2 separate regions of the Mus musculus genome follow, and region 2 is linked to region 1. Evidence: chromatin loops called from intact Hi-C (ENCODE). Cell type or tissue: heart. All regions are shown on one strand.

Region 1 (8,000 bases):
ACACACATACACACATACACACACACATACACACACCATCAGCAACAGCACATACACCCCTTTCTTTCTTGTCCTTGTTGTTTGTTTTGTGTGTGTTTGTTTGTTTGTTTGTTTGTTTCAGAGACAGGGTTTCTCTGTATAAAAACGAGCTGTCAGCCGGGCATGGTGGCGCATGCCTTTAATCCCAGCACTCGGGAGGCAGAGGCAGGTGGATTTCTGAGTTCGAGGCCAGCCTGGTCTACAGAGCGAGTTCCAGGACAGCCAAGGCTACACAGAGAAACCCTGTCTCGAAAAAAACAAAAACAACAAAAAACAAAAAACAAAAAAAAAAAAAACGAGCTGTCCAGGAGCTCACTTTGTAGAACAGACTGGCCTGAACTCACAAAGATCCAAGTGCTGTGATTAAAGGAGTGATTAAAAGCATACCACCATGCCTGGCCCTCTTTCTTTCTGTCTCTTTCTGTCTCTCTGTTTCTGTCTCTGTCTCTGTCTCTGTCTCTGTCTCTGTCTCTGTCTCTCTCTCCCTTTGCCAACCAGTTTCAATCCTGGCCTCTTATCTTCCCAGAATATGTCAATGCAGTAGTCATGTTTCAAGTACCAAGATACCCACAGTGGTTCTTCCTGTGTCAAGGATGCGTCCCAAACAACATTTGCAACAGTGTGCTCCTCTGGACACCAGTCCCCAGAGATGCTTTCTGAAAGCTGAGCTCTGAGCTCAGATAAGTCGAGGGAAATGCTACATGATTTCCATTCTGTTTCTATTATCACACTTACACGAGCACAGAGAGGACTTGGGGACATCCTTAAAGGAAAAAACTTAGTTTCACTTTATTATTTTCAATACTTATTTGACTTAAACTACTTTTTCCCCTTGCAGAATGTCTAGAATTTTTCTTAAATTTACAGTCCCAAGAACAAGAAAAAGCTTTAAATATTCTTTAAAGATGTGTTGTTAAATCTGGGGCCACTGGCTCCTGGTGTTTGTTACTAGATTGTCCAAATCAAAATGGGCTATCAGTATAAGATACACACCAGATTTCCATGTCTTAGTATAAAAATAAAATATCAATAATGTTTAAAAGATTTATTTATTTTTATTGCATGCATGCAACTGATTTGCCTGGATATGACCATGTCCTATGCACATGCAGTCTTTGAAGAGGCTGGAAGAGAGTATAGGGTCCTCTGGAATGGGGGAGTTATGGATGGTTGTGAGCTGTCATGTGGGTTCTAGAAACTACACCCAAGTCCTTTGTAAGAACAGCATGTCTCCAGCCCCAAAATGTCAATTTTTGCATCATTACATGTTGAAATAGTAACATTTTTTTTGAAAAATTGGGTTTAAATGTTATTAAAATTAATTTCACTAACATGAATAATGACTTATGCCACAAATCTCAGAGCAAAGAAAAGCATGTGACTGAGAGAGAATCAGAGGTTGGACTTATGGTCCAGGCTGCTACTTGGAGATGGGTGGTGATCTTGGCTCTGAATCTGAAAGCTGTGATTAGGAACCAGAAATCTGTGGGAGGGGAAGATGTCATATTCAGGACAGCTCAGAGTTTCAGAAATATCAGGGTGCTCAAATAGGCATGCCCACAATAAAGTGGCTAGCCTGGTCTGGGGCTTGGGAGACAGTTATGGGCAGAGTTGAAAAGGAAACTGTTTCCTCCAGGTGACCCATCTACAAAATGGAGGTGTAATCTTCTCGGGGCTAGTGAGATGATAGGGTGACATTACAGGTTAAAAGTGTCTGGCACTGCACAGACATGCAATGGATGCTTGGGAGGTGCTGACTCTTTCAATAGTCTCATCACTGTGATGGCTAATTTCAGTTGTTATCTTGATGCGATCTAGAATTCATTTAGAGACGGGCATCTGGGCAGGCTTGGGAGGGATTACCTTGCTTTGTTAACTGAGTGGGTAAGACAACCACACCCACTGTGCTTACCTAATCTGGAATGGGATCCTGGACCATATTAAAGGGAGAAAGAGATAAACACAAGCTTTCATCTGTGCCTTTTGACTGCCAATACAATGTATCCAGCTGCCAGACTCTTCTGCAATGGAATTTTCCCTGCCTCCTGCTGTGATGGACTGTGTACCCTAAAACTGTGAGCCCCCAACAAAGCAAACCCTTTCTTTTTTAAGTTGCTTTTGTCAGGATCTATAATCCCGACAGGAAATAAAAGAAAAAAAAATACAGCTAAAGTCTTTGCACTATTGTCTCTGCAGCCACACGATGTCCTCTTCCAGTGCCTATGGGATCCACCCACACCTGTGTTCTAAAGTAACCCAGTGCAGGCAGGGGGAGATGTTTCTGGAGATGTGGGGAATGAGGAGAAAGGGCTGCTCTGTCCTGAAGAGAGGGTGAGCAGCTAGTATATGCAGTCCACGGTCCGTCCCCCCCCCCCCCCCGTCCCGTGCCCCCCCCCCAGTACTGCTACCCCCCAGCCCTGCCAGGGAGGCAATCAGCAGTAAGCCTTGCTTCTTCATTCTAAACCTCAGCTTCTGCACCGGCTCAAGCGGGAGTCTGCTAGCTGAGCCCTTGCCTGTTTTTGTTCCTTGCCATCTTCTCCCTTCCAGAAAACTGCTCGCTTTGCTTTCTCTTGACCCACAAAAGACATCACTTCCTTGAAGACTTGGCTCCTGCTAAGCCTCCTGGCGGCTCCTTCCTGGGGCAGAGGGCCAAAGTCCTGACAAGACTAAGATGAGGTTTTGGAACCAGGCCAAGCTGGAAAAAACAGGAAAGATGACGAACCAAGCTGCCTCCTTTCTGGGGACTGTTTATCCCACTGTTCCTTCAATTGAGTTTTGTGGGCATTTTTCAACCCTTGACATTTCACTCAGTGCATGTCTCTGGCCTTTTCCTGCCCCTCCTCGCCCTACCCCAGCACATCACTAGTTATAGAGACTGTTGGATGGATTCACTCCCGGAACCCACTTGGCTAGCTGCACCCAATTCCTAGAAACCAGGAAGCACACCAACATATCTTAAATGACTGCTTAGTAGGAGGAGCCATCTTATAAAACAAGCCCCTCTATGACTTCTTAGGGTAAGGAATGTTCCTTTTGAATGTTATGAAAAGGGAAGGTTCAGAGTGCTCCCCAAAGTTACCGGCATGCAAGTGTAGCCTCCAGAAATGAGGAAGGTTGGAAGAGAGAAGGGGTGACTATATGTTCAGGGCAGAGTCTTGCGTGGCCAAAGGTATTTCTGCTGTGATTTCTCACTCCACCACTTACTGGCCCAGGAATGTGGGCAAGTTCCTAATAGGAGGCAGTGTAGAGAAGCAGTTTAGAGCCCAGGCCTGGGAGTCAAATGTCAGCTGTGCCATCTGCTAGTTATATGACCTTGGGCAACTTCCTTCGCCTCTCTGCACTTTGGTTTCCACAGCTAGAAAGCAGGGTAATAATAGCACCTACCTCATCAACTTGTTGCAAGGATTAAACGCGATAATCCACGGGGAGCACTTAGCACGCTGTCTGGCTCATGGTCGGGTGCCATCTATGTCAGCTATGGCATGAATGTGGGCCTAGCCAACTTTGGCCACCACCTGTCACCCTGGTCGCTCTCGCTCAGCACTTGGCACACGGTAGGTACTTGCTGCCTTGGCTACTGAAGGAGCGGCTAGAAATTGACTCAGTGTTTCTGAAAACAGGCCTCAGGCAAATGTGTAGGAGGAGGGGGAGGATTTTCAAGAGTTTCCCAACCAACAAGCCAGTAATTGCTCTTTGCACGCTAGTATAAACTTGAAACTATTTCCAGATGGGAAATACCCACTAGATCCATATGTCACACCCATTTCCAATGGCAGCCCATGCGAGCAGAGACATCCCTGTATTCACACCTATAGAAGCAAGCTGTACTCACGTAGCTATCCACAGGACACGCAGACCCCAAAGGCTTAAGTAACCCCCACTTCAGAAGAGTTGCTGATTGCTTATTTAAAGCATGCCCTTTTAAACATCCCCTATGCCTCTGCCTCTCACTGTGTGTTTGATACTTCTTGTTCCCTAGCATCTGTACCTTAGGGGTAGGCCCAGGTGGGATAGTCCACTGAATTTACAGAACACTTAAAAGGTAGGAAGAACCTCACAGTGCAGTGACTCACTCATTCAACATACTCATAGCATTTGGGACTTGGAAAACTGGAAATGATGAATCAAAGTGTCACCTGCAGTCAGAGAGAGATCTGAATCAGCAGATGACCTTACTCGCTGAGTGGGTATATACCTTCTCACTAAGCCTTGGTGAGAGGACAGGGTGAGTAATATGGTCGTGGTTAGCACAAAAGTAACATTTTTGCTGCATAACTCCTTCTATGTAGGGAAGAGAGCAGAAGGAGCCAGACAGGCTGGTTTCCCATGGCCTTGGGGCCAGTCACTTCCCTTCTGTGATTCCCAAGTTCCTCATTTGAAGCGTGGAGAGAATCCTCTTGCCTTGAAAGGCACATTTTCTCTATTCATTCATTCACCCACTCATTCATAAAAGATGGTGTTTCCTAAGAGATAGATTGCTCTATGTAGTGGCTATGGAGGGGTGGGGTGGGGGATGGGGTCATTTGGTAGATTATATTATTGCTCAGCAAATATTTACGTCACCTAGCCCTCCCCACTTCGAGAGGAATATCATTTCCTCACTCTGTTGATACTTGGATTTAGCCATGTGACTCGCTTGAGCCAGAAGAGTATGAGCGGAAGCGGCAGCTGCCAGCTCTGAGACGCTGAGTGCTTTCTTTTCCACCTCTTAAGCAATTGTCCTTGGCCATGAGAATCCCAGATAGCGGGGAGTCCTTCAGCTGGACACAGAAAGAACAGACATGGGAGGCAGCTGTGTGTGACCCAGAACTTGGAGGCCAGCCCAACCCGGCTAACCCACAGACCCCGGGTGAGAAATGAAATGTTCACTGTTATGCATGTGAGTTTCTGGAAGCTTTAAGGTTTTAAAAAATTAATTAATTAATTAATTTGGTGATTGATGGTTGCAATGGTATGTGCTCTATGACACAATCAGAGTAATTAGAAAATCCCTTCAAATTTTTTTTTAAATGAGAATATTAAAAATCTTTTCTTCTGCTTTTGGTCCTCCTCTTTCTTATCACTCCCTCCTCCTGTTCCCCTGTGCCCTCCTTCGCAATGTGTGTGTGTGTGTGTGTAGGGCAGATATCAACCTTGTGTTGATATCAGTCAGTACTCAGGAGCCCTCCACTTTGTTTTTCTCTTTTAATTAAATTATGTATCTATTATTATCGTGTGCATAACGTGTGTGTGTCTGTGTGTGTCTGTGTGTGGGCATGTGTGCCACAGCAGCTGTGTGGAGTCTGAATATAACTTTGTGGAGTCAACTCTCCCCTTTCATCCTTGCACAGGTTCCAAGGGAGGAACTCAGGTCTCCAAGCGTGTACACATACTCTTTACCAGCGGAGCCCTCTAACAATTTTGAAATATTTGAGTTATTATTAATTATAGTAACCCTATAGTAAGGAGGACGCCTTCTTTCCTTCTAACTTCAGTTTTGTACCTGTTAACCAGTGTTTCTTCTCTCCTTCCCTGCCTCTGGAAGTTGCTTTTATAGAATACTGTCAAGACAAAATCAGACCGGTGTGAATCTTTACCTGTCCTGACACTGACTGTGGCTCGGACTCTGGGGAAGGATTTTCTGTTTAGGTGACATTTGACCTGAGCTCGGAATGTCTAAAAAGGACTGGTTGTGGGTGGGAGAGAAGTGGCCTAGTCAAGAGGAGGAACTATATATACATGGCTTCTGAGTTGGTGGATGAACAGAAAAGAGGTCTGAATCCTAGACTCCGCTCAGGCACTCCCTCAGAGCCTCAGCTCCAAAGCTGAACTTTCCAGACCTGTTTTTCTTCTTCTTTTCCCTTCTCAGCCATTGAATGACACCACCATCTGTCTACTTAATTGCCCAAACTAGAAAGCCGCACCCCACCCCCCCTTTTCTCTTCCCCCTTTCTCCTCCCCTTCCCTCAGCCCCGCATCATCTGTCTTCAAGTCTTGCCAACACACACTCTGGTCCTTCTTTTTAACTACCCAAGTTGAAAGCATTGTCCTTTCTTGCATGGACACAGCAAGAGCCAGGTCCCTGACCCCCTGGCCTTTGATCCTTTGTTTGTCTTTTGTAGATTGGTTGTTGTTTTGTTTGTTTGTTTTTCAAGACAGGGTTTGTCTGCATAGCCCTGGCTGTCCTGGAACTTGCTCTGAAGACCAGGCTGGACTCAAACTCACAGAGATCCACTTGCCTCTGCCTCTCCGGTGCCTGGCTACTGTTTTGTTTTTAAGAAAGAGTCTTGCATACTTTAGGCTGGCCTCAAACCAGCCATGTACTGAGGATGGGCTTGAGTCCTTGATCTTCCTGGTAGAGTCCTCCCAAGGGCTAGGATGATAGACGTGTGCCCTCTTTTAACCAGTGGCCTTATTTTAAAAACAATCGTCCTTATTTGTGAGTGGTTACAGAAACATACCATGGAAGTGTTCAGCAACAATAACAAGTTTTTGACAATAAAAAAAAGTGGAGTTTGTTGACTGAAGGGATGTCTCAGTGGTTAAGATCACTCACTGCTCTTCCAGAGGACCTGAATTCAGTTCCTAGCACCCTTATCTGGCAGCTTACAACTACCCGAAACTCCAGCTCCAGGGGATCTGACACCTTCTTCTGGCCCCCACGTTCACGTACATTCCTGTACAATTAGTCACCTTACCCCTGCCACATACATGCACATAGAAATATGTCTCAAAATAAAATAAGAACCAGGCTTGGTGGTGAACATCTTTAATCCCAGCACAAGAGGGGTAGAGAGGCAAGCAGATCTTTGTGAGTTCAAAGCCAGCCTGGTCTACGAAGTGAATTCCAGGACAGCCAGGAAAGCTACACAGAGAAACCCTGTCTCAAAACAACAAAGAAAGGTGGGCGTGGTGGCCTTTAATTCCAGCACTCGGAGGATGGATCTCTGAGTTTGAGGCCAGCCTGGTCTACAGAGTGAGTTCTAGGATAGTCAGGGCTACACAGAAAAACCCTGTCTTTATCCCCTTTCATTGGGTAGAGCATCAAAAATTGTAACCGATCCAGAATCTGTAATTGGTATTTTAACTTTCAATTTAACATTTTTTCATTAGTTTCTTTCTTTATTTTTGCAGTGCTGAGATTGAATTTAGGGGTACTCCAGCACTGATCTCCACCCCTGTCACTGGTTCTTGTAGTTTTTGACTTGGTCTCACTGAGATGAACAGGCTGGTCTGGATCCTCTCCTTGCAGCCTGCTGAGTAACTGAGGTTAAGGCCCCGTCAGCTGGGCCTTTGGTTTTACTTTATGTTTCTTTGCTCTTGTGCCAAGAACCTGAGTGTGGTGGTGACGCACGCCTTTAATCTCAGCATTCAGGGAGCAGAGGCAGACAGATCTCTGAATTCAAAGCCCATCTGGTTTATGTGTAGAATTTCAGGCCACATAGGGTTGCATAGTGAGATCCCTTTTCTATATCCCCTTCCAAACTTTACAGGCTTTTTGTTTTAATCCCTACTGATTCCAATTAGTAGCACCCACACATGCCCGGGTGTAGGGTCATTCATTGGAGGATGCCCAATTTATCATAAACAGGGCTGAGGAGATGGCTCAGTGATTAAGAGCACTGACTGCTCTTCCAGAAGTCCTGAGTTCAAATCCCAGTAACCACATGGTGGCTCACAACCACCCGTAATGAGATCTGATGCCCTCTTCTGGTGTGTCTGAAGTCAGCTACAGTGTTCACAGCATACTGTTTATCACCAATTCTCCCAAACTCTGACTTCCAGTTTTTCTGCCTCTTCTTCCCCAGTGAAGAAAAACCTGGCTTGGGCTGGTGAGATGGCTCAGCGTGTAAGAGCACTGACTGCTCTTCTGAAGGTCCTAAGTTCAAATCCCAGCTTACAACCACCTGTAATGAGATCTGATGCCCTCTTCTGGTGTGTCTGAAGACAGCTACAGTGTACTTACATATAATAATAAATAA
Region 2 (8,000 bases), 180 kb before region 1:
CCAGTCTCAAGCCTCTAGCAATTGTGCTGTCTCCTGAGTGTTAGTATTATAGGCTTAAACCATTACACCCAGTTTCCCATTTTTTTAAAAGATTTATTTATTATTATATCTAAGTACACTTTAGCTGTCTTCAGATGCACCAGAAGTGGGCATCAGGTCTCATTATGGATGGTTGTGAGCTACCATGTGGTTGCTGGTATTTGAACTCAGGACCTTCGGAAGAGCAGTCGGTGCTCTTAACCACTGAGCCATCTCTCCAGCCCCAGTTTCCCATTTTTATAGAAACATTTCTTCCTTTCCTGGAATATTAGGACACTAGAAACATATCCTGAAGGTTAGGAGGTCTGCAGTGACCTGAGGTAGGTTGAAGACAGTTGTTTTGTAAAATTGCTGAGGCATGAGAGGGACATTGCCCACAAATATCTGTTACATGGAGACCAGCATATGATACAGATCAAGACAGTATTGCCTTTTGTTCAGACAATTATTATGATAAATTATCTTTTTCCATAGCATTAGCATGCTAGTGACAATTGACAATATATTGTTAAAAACTATTTATCATATATACTCTTAGGGAAAGGGCTATAACATTCAAATACCATCTAATATTTATTCAGAGAATTTAAAAGTCAATTCCACTGGGTGTGGTCATACCTACAGAACAGAGAGGAAGTCTTTGCTTGTCAGAGAAAGAACTGACTTTTTTATTAAAGAGAGCAAAGGCCTTAAAGCATATGAAATACTGATCTTCAACTTTATCAGTATCTAGAGAAGGGTCATAGGTCAGAGACTGATATATGCCTAATGTTTAGGCATTAGCATCAGCAGGGATCGCATAGCTTCTAGAAGTAAATGGAGCACTTCCTCCCCTATTTGCTTCTCTGACTTCTCAGAATAGACACTATTATCTCAGGACTTAGCTCTGCACTGAAGTATGTTTTCTTGTAGTATTCATTCTTATAGGATTTTTGTGTTTTTCTTCTTGCCAGCCAGAAGTACTGTGCTGTGATTTAAATATATAAGCATTGGAATCTGAAATACCTGGCTTTGATTCCCAGATGTTGTGTCTTATTTGTATGACTTAAGTCAAGTTACTTAGCTTTTGAAGATTTATTATCCCACTATGTAATTGACTTTTAAATTCTCTGAACAAATATTAGATAGGATTTGAATGTTATAGCCCTTTCCCTAAGAGTATATATGAAAATGGTTTTTGACTATATTGTCAATTGTAAGTTCTGTTGATATTTAAATCATGGTATTATTGAAAGGCTCAAAACAAATGCAAGAAAGTTGGTGAGGGCTTACAGTGATTTTGTTTGTTTGTTAATGGTGATGGCAGTGGCTGTACTGTTTGAAGACAGGCACTCTGTTAGCTTTGAATTCTTCCTGTATCTACCTGAGCTAAATATCCAGTAGCCCTCAATCTTTTTTATTAAAAAAAAGTCTATATCACACACACATACACACACACACACACACACACACACACACACACACACACACACACACACACTCACACAAGTACACATGGAGAGAATTGTCTGAAATAACAATAGTTTGAAACAATTTAGAGGTCATGTTTGAGCTCATTTTCTGAAATCTTGTTCTTAAGTCAGTCCTTACCTTACCATTCCTAAGATCATTTGAAAGGAAGGATCTGACCACATCATCTGATCCAGCTACTAAAACAACACCAGATAATAATAACTTGCTGTCTGTGCCTTGCCTTCTGGAGAGCAATATAAGCATAGCCCTTGCATGCATTTCACTGTACCTTTGCCTGGTTTCCTTATGCAGAGCTCCAAGGCATGCTTCTACCTGAGTGTCCTCCAGGAGGAATTGCCTCTGGACAGGCATTACGTATTTATGGTTATTAAGTAATGAAACAGTACCACTCAAAGTACATTTCTCTTAATATTAGCACTCTGAGGGTCAAATTATGTATCAGATAAAGAGACAACTCTGTACTTTCACCATGTCCCTCCTCCTCCCTCCCTCCTCCCTCTCTGTATTAGCAAATCATGTTTGTTTTCATTCTCATACAAAAAGGACTTCCTTCTGAGCTCTAACCTTGGGTCTTGGTTACTTAACTAAGCCATGTAACTCCACATGTTAACCCAGGATGAATCCAGTGGCCATAGTGCCAGTGGAGAGTTCAGGGCTGGCTATGACCCAGAAAGTTTGTAAGGAGCTTGGGAGGAAAAAAAACAACAAACAAAAGAACAACAACAACAAAACCAAAAACAGTCCTCAGTCTTGTAACAGCCCTACCCCCAAAGTCAGCCTTCCTTCTGACCTATATTTGGGGGGATTGGAAGCTTGGGATTGTTGTTTGTTACCCTTGATTAGGGAAGGTACCCTTAGGATAGACTAACAAAGTAGAATACCTAAGTCAAACTGAAGCCACCCTGCACTGAACTTTGTTTCACATGTCAGAACACTCCTTTATTGTGAGCCATCTTAAATTGGGTTTCTTACTTGCAGCTTGGAATCATATGGTATTTGGTAGATATATAACTTTCCATTTTTAATATATCAGTAGCTCTAACCATAAAAAGGAGCCTAGGAACGTGAGGTCTCTACCTTACAAGGCATAGTCAGTCTGGCTGAGCACAACTTTGCAAAATAATGACTTACTTTTTGATGTTTTTCAAGTCTTGCCTTTATTTTTTAATTATGAGACAAGATTTCACTCTTAGTCTTTAAACTTGTGACAATCCTCCTGCTTCAGTCTTCTAAGAGTTGGGATTATAGGCATACTTGACTTCACTTGCATTCACTTTGATTGATTAAATATAAACTTAGGTTAAATCAACAAAGTTACAGAGGTTTTTTTTTTTTGTCATTTCTTTTTCACAGTGAACAAAGGTTAATAGCATTATGTAAGTTTACACCAAAAAAACTTCATTATTTCTAGTCTACTGGCATTTGATATTCTCCATCAGTAATTCTTATCCTCCCCCCTTTTGGGAAAAACACAGCTTTTTTATTTCCCCAACAGAGCCAGAATTTTGATGCCTTAGCAGCCAAGGCTGCCTGCACATACAGCAGTGATCTCACTGAACCCTGCTAATAAGTTTGAGGAAATACTCACAGGACAGCCTTGAACTCTCTCCCAGCTTGTCCAAAACAAAATAGAAAAACCTCACCATCTCTCTTTCATGTCAGCAATGACAAAGGCTTGGTGAACTCCACAGTGCCCTGGCCTGTGTGCTGCTTCTAGAATGCCAGCTGGAAGGCCAGGCTGAGGTAGCCAGCTGGTGGTGGAGCACCTATTCTAAGACTGGGCAGTTCCTTTCTTGTGACACTGAAGTCAGAAACAAGATGGGGCATGCTGCCAGCTATTGAAGCAGTGACCTACTTTTACAGTACTCGGTCAGGTTTCTCTTTTCTCTCAGGAGGCTGTACACTCAACATCCTCCCGAGTGCTCAACAAGCCATTTCCCTAGCTAAACCCTTTTGCTTGGTGTTCTTCAGTTTGAAATGGACCTGGAGGGTATCATCCTGAGTGAGGTAACCCAATCACAAAAGAACTCACATGATATGTACTCACTGATAAGTGGATATTAGCCCAGACACTTAGAATACCCAAGATATAAGATACAATTTGTAAACACATGAAACTCAAGAAGAACAAAGACCAAAGTGTGGACACTTTGCCCCTTCTTAGAATTGGGAACAAAACACCCATGGAAGGAGTTACAGAGACAAAGTTTGGAGCTGAGACAAAAGGATGGACCATCTAGAGACTGCCATATCCAGGGATCTATCCCATAATCAGCCTCCAAACGCTGACACCATTGCATACACTAGCAAGATTTTGCTGAAAGGACCCAGATATAGCTGTCTCTTGTGAGACTATGCCGGGGCCTAGCAAACACAGAAGTGGATGCTCATAGTCAGCTATTGGATGGATTACAGGGCCCCCAATAGAGGAGCTAGAGAAAGTAACCAAGGAGCTAAAGGGATCTGCAACCCTATAGGTGGAACAACAATATGAACTAACCAGTACCCCCCCCCCCCAAGCTCGTGTCTCTAGCTGCATATGTAGCAGAAGATGGCCTAGTTGGCCATCAGTGGAAAGAGAGGCCCATTGGTTGTGCAAACTTTATATGCCCCAGTACAGGGGAACGCCAGGGCCAAGAAGTGGGAGTGGGTGGGTAGGGGAATGGGGTGGGGAGGGTATGGGGGACTTTTGTGATAGCACTGGAAATGTAAATGAAGAAAATACCTAAAAAAAAGAAAAGAAAAGAAAAAGAAAAAGAAAGAAATAGGTAACTCCAAACTGAAAAGAGAGTAATAGCTATCCCTTCTCCTATCTTGGGGGCTAGGAGACAGTTTATCAATATAAAATAGTGGGCAAAGATGGCTTTGAGGAAGAACAAAACAGGTCATTTAGGCAGAGGATGGTATTTGGTTTATAGGTCTAGGGTTTTGTTCTCAAAATTCTAATCACATGTACCAGCTTGGCCACCAAACTTCGCTTGTATTCCATAGTATAATGTGATAGAGGCAGAGTGATAAAACTTAACAGATTTTGCTCAGATAAATCTTGTTGAGGAGGAACACTGTGCTTGAGAGTTTGAGGCAGTGTACAGTGCAGCAGAAGTAGGGGTGGGTCTGGGATGAGGCTGTCGGTTGTGCCGGGCAAGGGAACTAAGAAGGGAGTCAGAGAAATTGCTGTCCCAGCCACACTCTGTGCTTGCAGCCTGACTTGACCCTGACTGGCTCACTGCTGTGGAACTAGAGCATGGTCTTTGTGTTGTTTGACCATTAGGTATATACTGTCCTAGTAGCGGATTAATATGCTCCAGGCCTTTCTCTTATTACTCCTTAAAGACATGGCAGAATATGGGAAAGTGTGTTGCATGGTTCCATGCTCTAAGGGGTGACTGAGCCATTTTTAAACCTTGGGCCTTTTACACCTAGAATGAAGCATATTCCCCTCTCCTGCCTACACAACCCCTTCTCATTCAATGTGTCCTGTTCTCTCACTCACAGGATGTGAACTCTGCCTGGTGTCCTTAGGGACATTTGCTAACTGTTCTCTAATGTTCCCATTTATTTATTTATTTATTTATTTATTTAATGTTGTTGTGTTTGTTTGTTTGTTTGTTTGTTTGTTTTCCAAGACAGGGTTTCTCTATATAGTCCTGGCTGGCCTGGAACTCACTCTGTAGACCAGGCGGGCCTGGAACTCAGAAATCCACCTGCCTCTGCCTCCCGAGTGCTAGGATTAAAGGCGTGCGCCACCACTGCCTGGCTGCCTTTTCCTTTTAAGTGTGCCCATAGAACTATGAGCTTCAGGTTTTACCTGTGTCTGTCTGTTCCTCTCAGCAAAACTGTGAGACTCATTTAGAATACATCATCTTCTTGGCAAGGTGAATCACATGCAAGAAGTATGTATATCATGAAAATGAACTTGCTTGCCATCTGCTACCAAGATGACTAAAGTTATGGAGAGGAGTATAAAAGATTCTTTTTAAAGAGTGGAGAGATGGCTTAGTAAAGAGTAGTTCCTGCTGCTCTTCCAGAAGATCTGGGTTCAGTTTCCAGTACCCACATGGCTCCTTACAATCTGGAACTCCAGTTCCAGGGATCTAATACCCTCTTCTGGCTTCCAAGGGTACCAGGCATGCATGTGATACACATATATGCATGCAGACAAAACACTCAAACATTCAAAATAAAAATAAATAAATCTTTTTTAAAATAAAGGATTTTTAAAATTCTCATTTATTTTGAGAAAGAGTCTATTTATGTAGCCCAGAGGGACCTTGAATGAATAATTCTTTAGCCTCAGCTTCCCAGTTGCTAGCTTTACAGGCATGTAAACCTTCATCCAGCCGGCAGAAGGTTTCTGGCTGAATGCCTTTTGTATTAAAAATAATAATAATAATAAAAGCAAAAATAAAAAAGATAAAGGCAAAAGAAGATATATCTTATGAAGAGTAAGCACAGCCTGTTAGAATTTGGGATGTAGGGAGTAGTGAGTTGCATAGTTTTATGTCAGTTTGACAGATGCTAGAGTCATTTGGGAAGAGGGACTCTAGGTTAAGAAAATGCTTCCATAAGGCAAGTCTGTCAAGCATTTTCTTAGTGATTGATGTAAGAGGGTCCAGCACACTGTGGGTACCACCCTTGGGCAGGTCCTGAATGACATAAGGAAGCACACTAGGGGATGGAGAGATGACTCAGTCGCTAGGAGCACTGACTGCTCTTCCAGAGGTCCTGAGTTCAACCACATGGTGACTTACAACCATCTGTAATAGGATCTGATGCCCTCTTCTGTTGTGTCTGAAGACAGCTACAGTGTACTCATATACATAAAATAAATAAGTATTTTTTTTAAAAAGAAGAAGAAAGCAGGCTAAGGAAACAAGCCAGTAAGTAGCACTCCTCCATGGCCTCTGCTTCAGTTCCTGCCTTGTTTGAATTCCTGCCTTGTTTGAATTCCTGCCTTGACTTCCCTCAGTGATGGTTTGTTACCTGGAAGTATAAAATGACATAAACCCTTTCATTCCCAAATTGCTTTTGGTCATGGTTTTGTCACAATAATAAAAACCCTAACTAAGACAGAAATTGGTACCGTATTATGGGATATCTCAACATGTATATCCTGATCCTATGTTTCTAGGAGGACTGTGGTATTAGTGAGGAAGGGCTGTGTGTAGCATTAACTATAACAGAACAGAAGCATGTTGTTTCCTTACTTTTGTACATGATAGATACACTTAAAAAATTCGGCAAATTCGTATTATTTGGCAGATGGTATTATCATGCCTCAACACGAAGTGCTCACCTGCCAACTTTGGTACAACTGCTGTACCAAAGTCTGAACTCAACATTCAGAAGGCTATTGGGTGATACCAGTGTTGACTAAGTATGGGAGTTGAAGTTGCCTTTATGGTAATCCTTGTTCCAAAGGGAGTGCATGGTATATGCTTGATAATAGAAGATATAGTGATAAATGAATCCTATAGTAACTTTGTACATTTGTCTAAGTTTTATCATGATTTGGATCTCAGATATTGAGAAGCATGACTTCAAGAATGTTCCTTGATCGAAGGACAGTTATGTACACCAGAGGGTGCTATGCTTCAATGTTCATACCTTCTTTTTTGTTTCTTATGGTTAGTTGTTAGAAGCTTTGAGGAGTAGCCAGTTGAGAAATGGCTCTCAACAAAGGACTGCCTGAACACGCCCTTCTCTTTTGCTGCTTTCCAGTCTAATAAGGGGTTCAGAAATGCTACACCCCACACTCCCTGGGTCTGTTTCACTGTATTCTAGTTCTTAACTGTCAGGTTCTTTGTTAACCTAGACAACTTTTTTTTTTAAATGCTGCAGCTTAAGTACTTTTCAATATTCTGTCTTTGGTGGAAATGGAGACCATCTGGTTACTGTTGTCTGTGTAATAACAATGATTGAAAATGGTTATTAAGTCACTCTTTAGCCTTTTCTCTTGTCTAGGCAAAGTTGTCTCTGTTCCTCTGACCATAACCCATAAATCTCATTTTCTAGTCCTTTAATCATGTTGGTGGCTTTCTGTGGAAACTACATCAAAGGCTCATTTCAGTGCCTCTATTCTGGTAAGGTCTGTCTGGCCATCAGTATTTAATGGATATGGAATGTGGTTTTAGCCATCCTGTTTCTGTGGCTAGTCCCCAGGCTTCTAAGCCAGTCCCAGTCTTCTGACCATTAGAGGCTATTTTCTCTAACTCTTCATTGTGACACATTTGAAATACTTTTGATTAAAGTGTTGATTGCAGCTTGTGAATGACTCTAGCTGTTGATGAACAGACATTTCAGCCTAACCTGTTTGTGTGAGATCCTTTTCTGTCTGGTTGTGACTTCCATGAGAAGCTAGTCCTTCCCTGTATCTTTGTCATTGTAGACTCAACATCTATGAGTGTATACTGTGTGCTCAACTCTGCTAGAGATTGAGGCGGTTAAGAAGGAGGAGGAGAAGGAGAGGGCAGAGAGGCTAGTACTTT

What was found. Hi-C counts contacts between places; a loop is a spot of excess contacts. Peaks named below come from ENCODE experiments on the same cell type or tissue, not always from the same donor. Only the 100,000 strongest peaks of a DNase experiment are listed, where the experiment ranks them.
Region 2: it touches region 1 in a loop (3-fold over the local background); 4 of 42 quality-filtered maps call a loop at or near these places.

The regions. Positions count from the first base shown.
Region 1 is chr2:160,616,750-160,624,749 of GRCm38, reverse strand. It overlaps LOC115489488 (a long non-coding RNA gene), which reads left to right and starts at 4,683. Exons shown (of 3, transcript NR_168354.1): 1 at 4,683-4,918. In heart, a CTCF peak has its summit at 2,688; DNase peaks (open chromatin) are centred at 2,679, 3,479, 4,369 and 4,739; H3K27ac peaks cover 1,474 bases.
Region 2 is chr2:160,792,461-160,800,460 of GRCm38, reverse strand. The region is part of intron 2 of Zhx3 (zinc fingers and homeoboxes 3); the gene reads left to right. Among named protein-coding and RNA genes, the nearest start is that of Plcg1, 65 kb to the right of the region's middle. In heart, a CTCF peak has its summit at 7,081 (motif pointing right); a DNase peak (open chromatin) is centred at 3,320.